Regions from separate parts of the Homo sapiens genome. Here region 2 is linked to region 1. Evidence: chromatin loops called from intact Hi-C (ENCODE). Cell type or tissue: heart left ventricle. All regions are shown on one strand. Region 1 overlaps LHFPL2 (LHFPL tetraspan subfamily member 2). Region 2 overlaps LHFPL2 (LHFPL tetraspan subfamily member 2).

What was found. Hi-C counts contacts between places; a loop is a spot of excess contacts. Peaks named below come from ENCODE experiments on the same cell type or tissue, not always from the same donor. Only the 100,000 strongest peaks of a DNase experiment are listed, where the experiment ranks them.
Region 2: a loop joins it to region 1, with 2.7 times the contacts of the local background. A loop is called at or near these places in 54 of 110 quality-filtered maps.

Annotation. Positions count from the first base shown.
Region 1 is chr5:78,538,309-78,543,308 of GRCh38, forward strand. The region is part of intron 3 of LHFPL2 (LHFPL tetraspan subfamily member 2); the gene reads right to left. Among named protein-coding and RNA genes, the nearest start is that of LHFPL2, 110 kb to the right of the region's middle. RefSeq lists an enhancer at 4,338-5,000. In heart left ventricle, a CTCF peak has its summit at 2,671; no DNase peak of the experiment used is centred here; H3K27ac peaks cover 712 bases.
Region 2 is chr5:78,631,793-78,636,792 of GRCh38, forward strand. It overlaps LHFPL2 (LHFPL tetraspan subfamily member 2), which reads right to left. Exons shown (of 5, transcript NM_005779.3): 2 at 472-576. Among named protein-coding and RNA genes, the nearest start is that of LHFPL2, 14 kb to the right of the region's middle. RefSeq lists enhancers at 1,054-1,555, 1,556-2,055. In heart left ventricle, a CTCF peak has its summit at 3,033 (motif pointing left); a DNase peak (open chromatin) is centred at 4,322.

The DNA of each region.
Region 1 (5,000 bases):
CCTTATATACAACAGGTGGCTCATTAAACATTTTTTTAAATTAATAGCAAACATTCAAAGATTGGAGAATAAATGTAAAATTGCCAGGTTCTTTGCTTTTCTAGGGGGAAAAATCTCAGTGCATCTATCAATACTGGGCCCACATGTCAACGTGACAACAGGTGATTAGAGGTAAGAAGTGGCTGCTCTGTTAGACACAACACAGTATTCTAGTTTGTCCCAGTCTCCAATACTTCATATTGCCTCACACCATCCTGTCTTACTCATTCCTGCTATCTACCTGAATGTGTGACTATACCACAGGAGAGACTACAGTTGTGTCCAAAATCAACAACAACAACACCTGCCCATGACACCATCACCTGCATCTGCTTATTCTTTCCACTGACTCTGAAGGTGAGAAGCCACACCTGCACGGGCACAGTTTCACTTTCTCCATATGATCCCTGTGTGGGGACAGGAGCACCCACAGTATAAGCTGCCCCTTCATATAGTCCCATTGTCTTTGAGATGCACAGGTTGCCTCAGGTCTGCAGCCACACACCACGTATCCTTTGTACTGTCCAGTGACCTAGCACCAACCACACACCAGAAAGCATAATCCTTAAGAGCATGAGCCATAGTCTGCAACCTACTTCAAATTCCTAGCTCTGCTCTCCAATGGCGACATAATGACCCTAGGCAAGGCACTTGACACCTGCTATGGTTTGAATGATGATTCCCACCAAAATTCATGCTGAAATCCCCCACAAAATGGTATTAAGAGGTGTGGCCTTTGGGAGGTAATTAAGTCATGAGAGTCCCACCCTCACGGATGGGATCAGCATCCTTCCAAAAGGGCTTGGGGTTGAAGGGAGTGCCTGTGTACCCTTCTGCCCTCGGCCACGTGAAGACACAACAGCAAGGTGCCATCTTGGAAGCGGATAGCAGCCCTCACCCGACACCACTGCTGGCACCTTGGTCTTGGACCTCCCAGACTCCAGAACTGTGAGAAATAAATGTCTGTTCTTTAAAATTACCCAGACTGAGGTATTTTTTTATAGCAGGAACTAAGTGAATTAAGTGAACGAAGTGAACCCCTCAAGACAACCCTTGAAGCCTGTTTCCTTATCTGTGAAGTCGGAGGTGGCACTTAGCTTACTATTTCACTGACTTACTCTGAGAAATAAAAGATGGTAAAGTGCTTAGCATACGGTATATCGTATGCACTCAGTTAAGGTGGTTACTGCTATTATTACACATGGTGCTCAACAGGTGTTTGTTAACTGACTTTTCCATCATCTCAGACTATCCCACCTTGTACTGAAACTGAGGACTTCCAAACCCCCCACACCATCACCCAGGGATGGGAATGAGGCTCTGCAGTCTGTGGGGTCTCCGGACAGGCTGCCCACATCAGCATCTGAGTTGGTGGGATGCAGTCCTAAAACCACATAGCCTGCTAAGCCACACTGGGCATTTTTCTTGCCCCACTAACAACTTCTACATGAACCAGGCAAGACTTTTGCTTTTTTTTTTTTTTTTTTAAGTTAGCATTTTCATTTGCTTCCCTTCAAAGTTATTAAGATATATTTTTAAATTCCATTCTGGCCACACAAATCTCTCCCTTCTCTGATCTCCCACTGTGCTTGGTTAGGACCACACAGTCGAGCATTTAATGTTCTCTCAATATTTCATATAGGCTGTATGAGTCTCTACAAGAATTCTAAATGGCCTCCAGAGGTGACTGGCAGAGTGTGTTACCAATGGAAGTTTTTAGAAGTGCACACACGTACACAATTTTTCTTTCAGGCAAAACAGACTTTTTTTGCACTAGCAAAGTGCTAAGCAATGTAATCAACAAAATACATACTATGCCCATCAATACCCACTGCCTGTACGCTAAGAGACATGTTTTATGTTAACTGAACTACGAAATGGAACTCTTCCAGTTTTCTTTGGTATAATAAATGAAAAAGGACTGAATTGGGTCACTGTCTTGTTTGTTTGTTTCCTTAAAAAGGGACTGGAGATGATGTCTGTCTGGGCTGCAGCATTTTATCTGCCAATGCTGCAAAACTGATGGAAAAAACATGATGTATCTTTCCAAAAACAATGGTTTCATGCAAGTTCCTCCTTTCGGTTCCAAAATATCAGTCACTGATTGCAACAGGCCTCAGATCCTGGCCTCAGCCATCCTTTTTAGGAACCACCATAGCCTCCCATTCATGGCCTTCAGAACACATAGGGCCACCAGCAGGAACTGGCAGAGAGGGGCCCCACACTGGTGATGGTAGGTCTCTGAGATGGGAGGCCGGAGAGATGCGTGGGAGAATTCCTGGCACCTGTGGTCCAAGGCATTTATTCAAGCATCCTGTCACTGCTGCCTCTCTGTAACCAGCTTTGACTTGTTGGAACAACTACCAATGTCACTGCATTAACCACAGCCCTGGACAACAGCTCCTCCTCCTTGGGGCAGACAATGGCTTATTGAAGCGGCTCTCTGGGGCTGGTTTGGAATGAGCTGCTTGTCTGAATGAAAACAGCCCTGCTGAGCAACCCCTAACTTGCTATGGGGACACGGGGGGTTTTCATCCCACATTCTTGGCCTTTAACAACCAGGAAGCCCCAATGTCTGTGACTTACCTGTGTCCTTCACGAGTGGACAATGCTGACCTCTAGCAGTGCCAAAAGGAATTATGGAAGCGTTTTAAGCACAGCCTGAGGTCTCCATGAGGGAAAATGGCATTAATATGAGCATTAAGAACAAAGGAACAGAAAATCCTTTACCTCCCACTTAGAAGATAACTTGTCCCTTAATTAACTGCTTGATGTATCACCATTGAGTCAGCAGCCCCACGTCCCCAGCCATCCATCACCGCCACTTCACCCCAGACTCTAAATCCTCCGCCTTGAAAGAAGTCTAAGAAGACCTCCACTAGCCCGAGTGAAGCTGGGGGAGGTAAGACATTTGGGCAACTAGAGGGAGGGGGCGAAGGTGGGGACAGCATCTTCTAAGTAGTCACTGACAGCAAAATAGGAACTCACTGACCAAGGCCCCATGGTCTTAGGAGTGTTTCCTCTGAAGTTTCCTGCCCACTCCTGAATTACCCAAAGCGCAGCCCTGGGATGTGGGAGCCACTGAAGAGATTACAGAGTTCATATTTCAAACCGCACAGCCCACTTGCTAAAGCCGTTTCACATTTACTCTGGTGTGGAAAACGCAAAGTCAGTCCCCGGCCCAGTTCACTCTGTCAGGAGCTCATGACTGAGCTGGTCACAAAGATTTTGGGGAAGGAGGTGGGGGTCCCTTTCATAAACTCTTGCAGTGAGGTGTGTGACCAGCCTGCCACCTGATAAATCAGTTACTAAAACAGATCTCAGCCTTCCGGTGACTGGGGATCCAATAACACTCAAGAGGGGGAAGAACATAAAACATAAATCCATAAAATACTGTGCTGCAAAAGCCACACAAAAGAGAACTTTCAGTTCAGACTTGCATGGCAGGAAAATGGTCATAAGTAAAGCAGCCTTGGAGTGCCTGCGACCTGATTAGGAGGAGGGCAGCCGCTAGCTTGTGCCCACCTAGCCTGAAGATGGTAGAAGCCAGAACCACAGTGGTTAAGTTACATTTTTTTTATAAAAAGCATCTCACTTTAAAAAATATCTTTCTATGGTGGAAATAATGTTAGAATACCTAGAGTTTGAATTATGACAAGGGTCCATTTCAAAAGGGAAGCCATTTGCAACTGTAGAATCCTTAAATTACAGGAATTTAATAGCTCTGCGACCCTTTGGATTTGTTTTAAAAGACCACTGTCATTAAGCTTTTTTTTTTTTTAATGTCATTAAGCTTTTGTCCAACTCCTTCCACATCCTTCAAAAATAAATTCTCCAGCACTATGTGCCAGCTCTGATCTCCAGCAGGCCTCACATCACCCCAGGGCTGGCTTTCCCCAGTGGGGTCCCTTGAGAGGCTCCAGTTTCTGAATGGGAAATGCTGCTGTGACCACACCAGTAGGCCAATCAAAGAAGCCCACTCTTACAGAGCTGCCACATCCAAGCGCCCTTGTCCCTTTGTCCCCTTTGTCGAATCCACAAGCAAAGGCTGCTTGTAAATGGCTTCCTGGGACTTCCAGGAATCACCCTAGTGGGCTTCTCCAGCTCTGCTGCTCTGCTTGCATCCCGGGGGCTGGGAGGCTCTGACAGAGCTGAGCCTTCCCCCTGATCTGGGCAGTTCCAGCCAAATGGATTTCCTGCTGAAGCCCACCTCCACGCCGTGCTCATGCCACCTCTTCCACCCTCATCTCCACATGCACACCTCTCGCCTGCCCTTCAAGAGACAGCTCAAGGCCACCTCTTCCAGGGAAGCCTTGCCTTTCAGACTGCTTCTCCCACTGAAAGGGGTCTGGTCTCTATCTGGGCCACTTTGATGGTATAGGTACTCTCTACAGCCTGGTGGACTTCAGAGGACACCTTTGCTCCCTTACTAGACAGTGCACATGCACCCTGAGGTCCAAATCCTCAGGACTCACCTTCACATCCCCTACAGGGCCTCACACTCAGTGAATGCTCCTTAAGTGCCAATGGTGATATGGAAGGTAGAAAGAAATTACTTAGGCAGATAGTGAGGGTAAAAGAGTCCTCTTTTAACAAAACGCAGCCCAAGAAATTATTTTTTCCTAACAAAGAGCAGCCTGAAAAATCGAGCTGCAAGCAAAGACAGGCAAGCTGGAAGCTTGCATGGGGGAATGCCAGCAGCTGTGTTAAAGGAATAGGCAGCATGGTGCAGGCCAGGCAGAGAACCTACCTGCATAATAAAAGATGGTGGGGGGCTACCAGAAATTTGCACCCTATGCAAATGGCACACCTGGTCCAACCAATCTTTTGTGCCCTATGTAAACCAGACACCACCTCCTCACCCGGCATCTATAAAACCCTTTGCATTTCACCGCAGATCGGCAACCTGTTTGGGACCCCTCTCTCTGCAACAGAGACAGCCATTCTCTTTCTTCTGCCTT
Region 2 (5,000 bases), 93 kb after region 1:
GTGTGTGGTGGCACATGCATGTAGTCCCAGCTACTCAGGAGGCTGAGGCAGGAGAATGGCTTGATCCTGGGAGATGGAGGTTGCAGTGAGCCAAGATCACGCCACTGCACTCCAGCCTGGCCTACAGAGCAAGACTCCATCTCAAAAAAAAAAAAAAAGAAAAAAGAAAAAAAGAAATTTGGGCTGGATCTTAAAGGAGGAAAAGGAATTCTAAAGCACTGACCTAAACAGAAGAGAAAAGGGTGTTGAAACAAAGGAAAGAGGGCTGAGTAATGAGAAAGCCAGCCATGCCCAGGAGCAAGCCAGCAAGGTAAACATCTTTATCAGGCCACTCACAACAGCCACAGGGACCAATTTACACCTTTCTTAGAGAAGATGCTGCCCCACATTTAAGGATTTTCTTTCTATTGAATGAGAACATCGGGTGGTTATCAGAGTGCATTGTCATATCTAGGTATAAGGACAACCCACCTGGCTGTGAGCAGTCCCAGGTCCCTCGCTTGCATGAGGTGCTTCTTAACAAAATGCAGAAACCATAGGCCAGCTGTCAACTCAAGAGTCTGATTCCCAACTCACCTGAAAAACAATTGGAAAAAGTCATTTTTATTATTAACGGGAGTAGCCAGTCTTTCGATGGTTCCAACAGAAACCTGCAGTCTATGGCTAAGCTCTTTGGTCTCAGAGCAGAAAACAAGTCTAGTGTTACCTGGCCAAGGGGCTGGATCAAACAGACCTAGGTGACAATGCTAGTTTACAACTCAGTGACAGGGTAACTGCAGCCAGGTAGCTAACCTACCTGTGCTTCAGTTTCCTCCCCTGCAGTACCTACCTCAGAATGATTAGGAAGGTCTTCTATATGCCAGGTACCTTCTATATGCCTGGAAATGCCTGCATAAACATGTGATGGGTTCCCTGCCCTCAGGGAGCTTACAGTCCACAAAGAAAAATAAATAGGTCGCATTCACGACTTTGATGCAGCTGATAGGAGCTGAAGGGAGGAAAATACAAGGGTATATATGAGCCTTTGCAGAGGCACCAGCTGATTTCAGAGGCATCAAAGGAAGCTCCTCAGAGCAAGTGAGGGCTAAAATGAGGAGGTGGCCAAACTAGAGGGCAAGCAAAGAGCATGCCAGGCAAAAGGAACAGCAAGACGGGGGGGTCCTGGAAGCAAGGACACAGTTCACAAAAGAAAGAAGTTGGTGCCCACTGAAGCATTTCAGGTCACAAGAGGCCTTCTTGCAGCTGCTTTAGGAGAGTTTCGACTGGACCTTAAGGCTAATGCAAGCTCTGACACAGGAGAGGAGACTGTGATGGTTCAGACAGCTTTCAGCAACACCAGAGAGGAGAATAAACTGGAAGGAGGCAACGACACCCCATCTTAGCTGCCCCAAATGCCACATCCTGGTCGGTTGTGAGAGGACAGAAAGACAACCCTCATGGTCAGAAGTGAAGCTGAGCTCCCTCCAGCATCTCCAGTGAACCACTGCTTCTGAAGCCCAGGTTCCTCCAGCATGAGGTGGTTCCTGCCAGGCAGACACCAGCTCAGTGCCACTGCCTCAGGGGCAGAGTCTGCCTGCCTCAACACACCCCCACCAAATGCCTGGGTGGCACCGTGTAGTGCAGCAGCATCACCTGGGAACGTGTCAGAAACACAAAGTCTCCACCATCCCAGACCTAGGGACTCAGAATCTCTGGGGTGGGACCCACATTCAGTGTTTTCACAAGTCCTCTGGGTGACGGTGATGCTTGCTAAGGGCAAGTCCTGGGGGACAGAGTACAGAGATGGCCCAGCCTGCTAACCCAGCAGCAATTCTGTGCTCAAGGCCTCACACTCCATAGTGCTTTGAAGCCCATTTCTGTTGTAAAAAATACACAAAGCTGGTTTTTACGCATGGCACCATTCCTAGTCCTGTGGACCAATGGGGTAGGGGACTGAGCCACCTTCAGGGTAGGGAGGTGGAGATGGGAGTGCAGGCAAGGCCCTTCCTCTTCTCCTGGGCCCTCATCTGTTTTAGGACAGGCAAAGGGAACTCGAGCTTCAAGGAAAGAGAATGCATGCTTCTCCTTTTAGACATTTCTCCTCCCACCTAGATACAGAATCTGACCACTCCATAAATGAAACAGTGAGGTCGCCCTGGAAGGCTCCATGTGGTTTTATTAGAGGGTCAAGTTTCTTCCTGGAGAGTGAAATGAACTCTGTGGTTACAAAGACACCAAGGCCCAGGAGCCATAAAGTAATTCAGGATTCAGAAGAGCCCAGTTTATCTGCCTCTTTCTTTGAATATCTATCTTCTCCTTACCAAAAGAAAAAAGATTACCCCTCCCCCCAAAAAAAGCATATTTCTGTAAACAGCAGACAAGTTCTCACATTCTTGTTTGTGTTTTTATAGCTCTTGCTTTCTTTACAAAAGGGGTTAGGGGGCGGTGGGGAGGCCAAAGCATCAAAATAGCACTCAGGTCATGAAGGGAGATGATGCTCCACTCAGTTCCCAGGGCCTGCCCCCAACACCAATGCCACCGTGAGGGTGGCTGTGCTGCAGGAACTCACAGGAAGTCATGCGTGGTATGGGGGCAGTGAGGACACTGTATTCTCAGTGCACCTCAAGTAGTGCTGCAGAAAACCCAACTGCCACCCCAGGTTTGGGCAGCACACTGTGTTTGCATGCTGCAGCTCTCTGGCTTCCCCACCTGCCCCTGTGCCTATGGTCCCACGCCTCCAAAGGCCTTCCATGGCCAAACACACCGCCACACCTGCTAGCCCTCAACGATCATGGCTCTTCCACCTGTCTCTCCCCACTAGACTGTGAGCTTTCCAAGGGGTGTAATAAGCATGTGTTGAATAAATGACTGAATACATAGCCATATGGACTCACCTGGAATAAGAGTTTCAGGCCTGCATTCCATCCCCTCACCCTTTCCAATCCAAAGAGGCAAAATGATTTGCCCAAGGCCGCAGAGCAAGCTAACAGCAAAGGAAGGTCAGGGAGGCAGAACAGACAGTTCTTATCAATTTCTGCCTTTCACAGGCTGTGTTCCCATCTTTCCTGAGTACCATGCCCCCTTGAGGACAAAGACATTTTATTTGTGATAAGAATGGAATCATTTTTTGTGTGTTTCATTTCAAGAACATGGAGGAACATCTTATGAATCTTAGAATGTGGGGCACTAAGCCCAATCTAGGGACACCAGGGGAAGAAGAGTCGGGAAATGGCTGTGAGCCGTGGAGTGGGTCAGTTCTTCACAGACATTCCCAGAGTTCTGGTCCCTCGGGAGTGCTTCTGTGTAAGTCCTCTGTCGGTTCTGGTTTACTCCGACAGCAGAGACAAGAGAATCTCCCAACCCATCCCCACTCTGTTCTCAAAACATACTCCACCACTTACACAAGCTTTGGCTTTGGCAGCAGAATGCCCAAGTTCAGTTTCTTTTTGCCAGCCAGAGGCTGAGAACTCTGCAAATGTAATGACTCTTTTCAGATACGACAGAGAAAGCATGCACTAATGCACATTACCTAGGTGGCATGCAATCTCAGGAGAGTCAAGCCCTTCTCTTCAAGTCCTCTGGGAAAGACGCCCCCAACACTCCCACCGCCCCCTCTTCCCCCAGGGAAAAGGGATGGTTTCTGCCGCTGGCCAAGCTCACCTGCTAAGCAGGTACAGAAAATGGATCATTTTCCAAGTCTTGGATTTAGCTTCTCTCTCACAACCAAACTGACTTTAAAAAACAAAACCGGCCAGGCACAGTGGCTTACGCCTGTAATTCCAGCACTTTGGGAGGCCCAGGCGGGCGGACCACGAGGTCAGGAGATCGAGACCATCCTGGCTAACACGGTGAAACCCCGTCTCTACTAAAAAATACAAAAAATTAGCCGGGTGTGGTGGTGGGCGCCTGTAGTCCCAGCTACTTGGGAGGCTGAGGCAGGAGAATGGTGTGAACCCGGGAGGCAGAGCTTGCAGTGAGCCGAGATCGCGCCACTGCACTCCAGCCTGGGTGACAGAGCGAGACTCCGTCTCAAAAACAAACAAACAAACAAACAACAACAAAAAACAACCAACCAACCAAAACAATCCTAGGTACAATTATGGTGTTTAGTCTTAGTTTTCATATATAGATCACCTGGCTTTTCATTACAACTAGTATGTGAAATGGCCACATTAGAAGTGTGCCAAATGCATCGTAAATTATATTAAAGTTCCCATCACACACACAGACACACACACACACACACACGCGCACACAAACACCAATTAAATGAATGGGAACAAGTTCTGCCTAGTGCCCTCCCAGGCATCCTGTGCTCTTCTTGAGCTGCCTGGACACCTGGTGCCTGAGGCTGCCGTCTGTGGCCCTGCCTCCTGCTCTGCCCTCCTTGAAGAGTGCCCCACACTCCACCCTATCAGAATCCACTCTTGCATACTCTGATCCTGAGAAGCATTCTATTAAGTTATTCCTGTTAACGTATAAATCACAAATGCATTGCCTGTCCTCTGTGTGCTTACACGTCTAATAAGAGGCTTAAAGGGAAACACTTCACCCAATTTCTCTAATGGTAGAATTGTAAGTACAACAGTAAGTGAATTCCACCTTTCGGGTAAGGAGCTACTTCTATATCCAGCTGATCCCCCCACACTGACCATTTCCTACTTCATTGGTTTCATAAGCTGACTTTGCCCCTAAGGTAAGGCTGAGATGGATCCTGCATCTTTAGGAATAGAGGTTAATTTTCATACAATTGTGGAAGGGCAAACTCCTTAACCTTCCAATTCACCTGGATCAGAATCAAGCTGGTCTGTGGAGGATGGGGCCCCTTCTTCATCCATTTCTGGTCATCCATTACTTAACAACGCTCATTATCTCCAGTGTCTGAACCAAAGTAGGAAAGAGTGGGAAAATCACTATCGAGACATTCTTAAAGACTTCTCTACAGAGGCCCAAAGCTTATGTAGTCCAGTATCTTTGAGCACTTAATAATCAGTGTCTGTAAAACCTTCCTAAAAATAAAG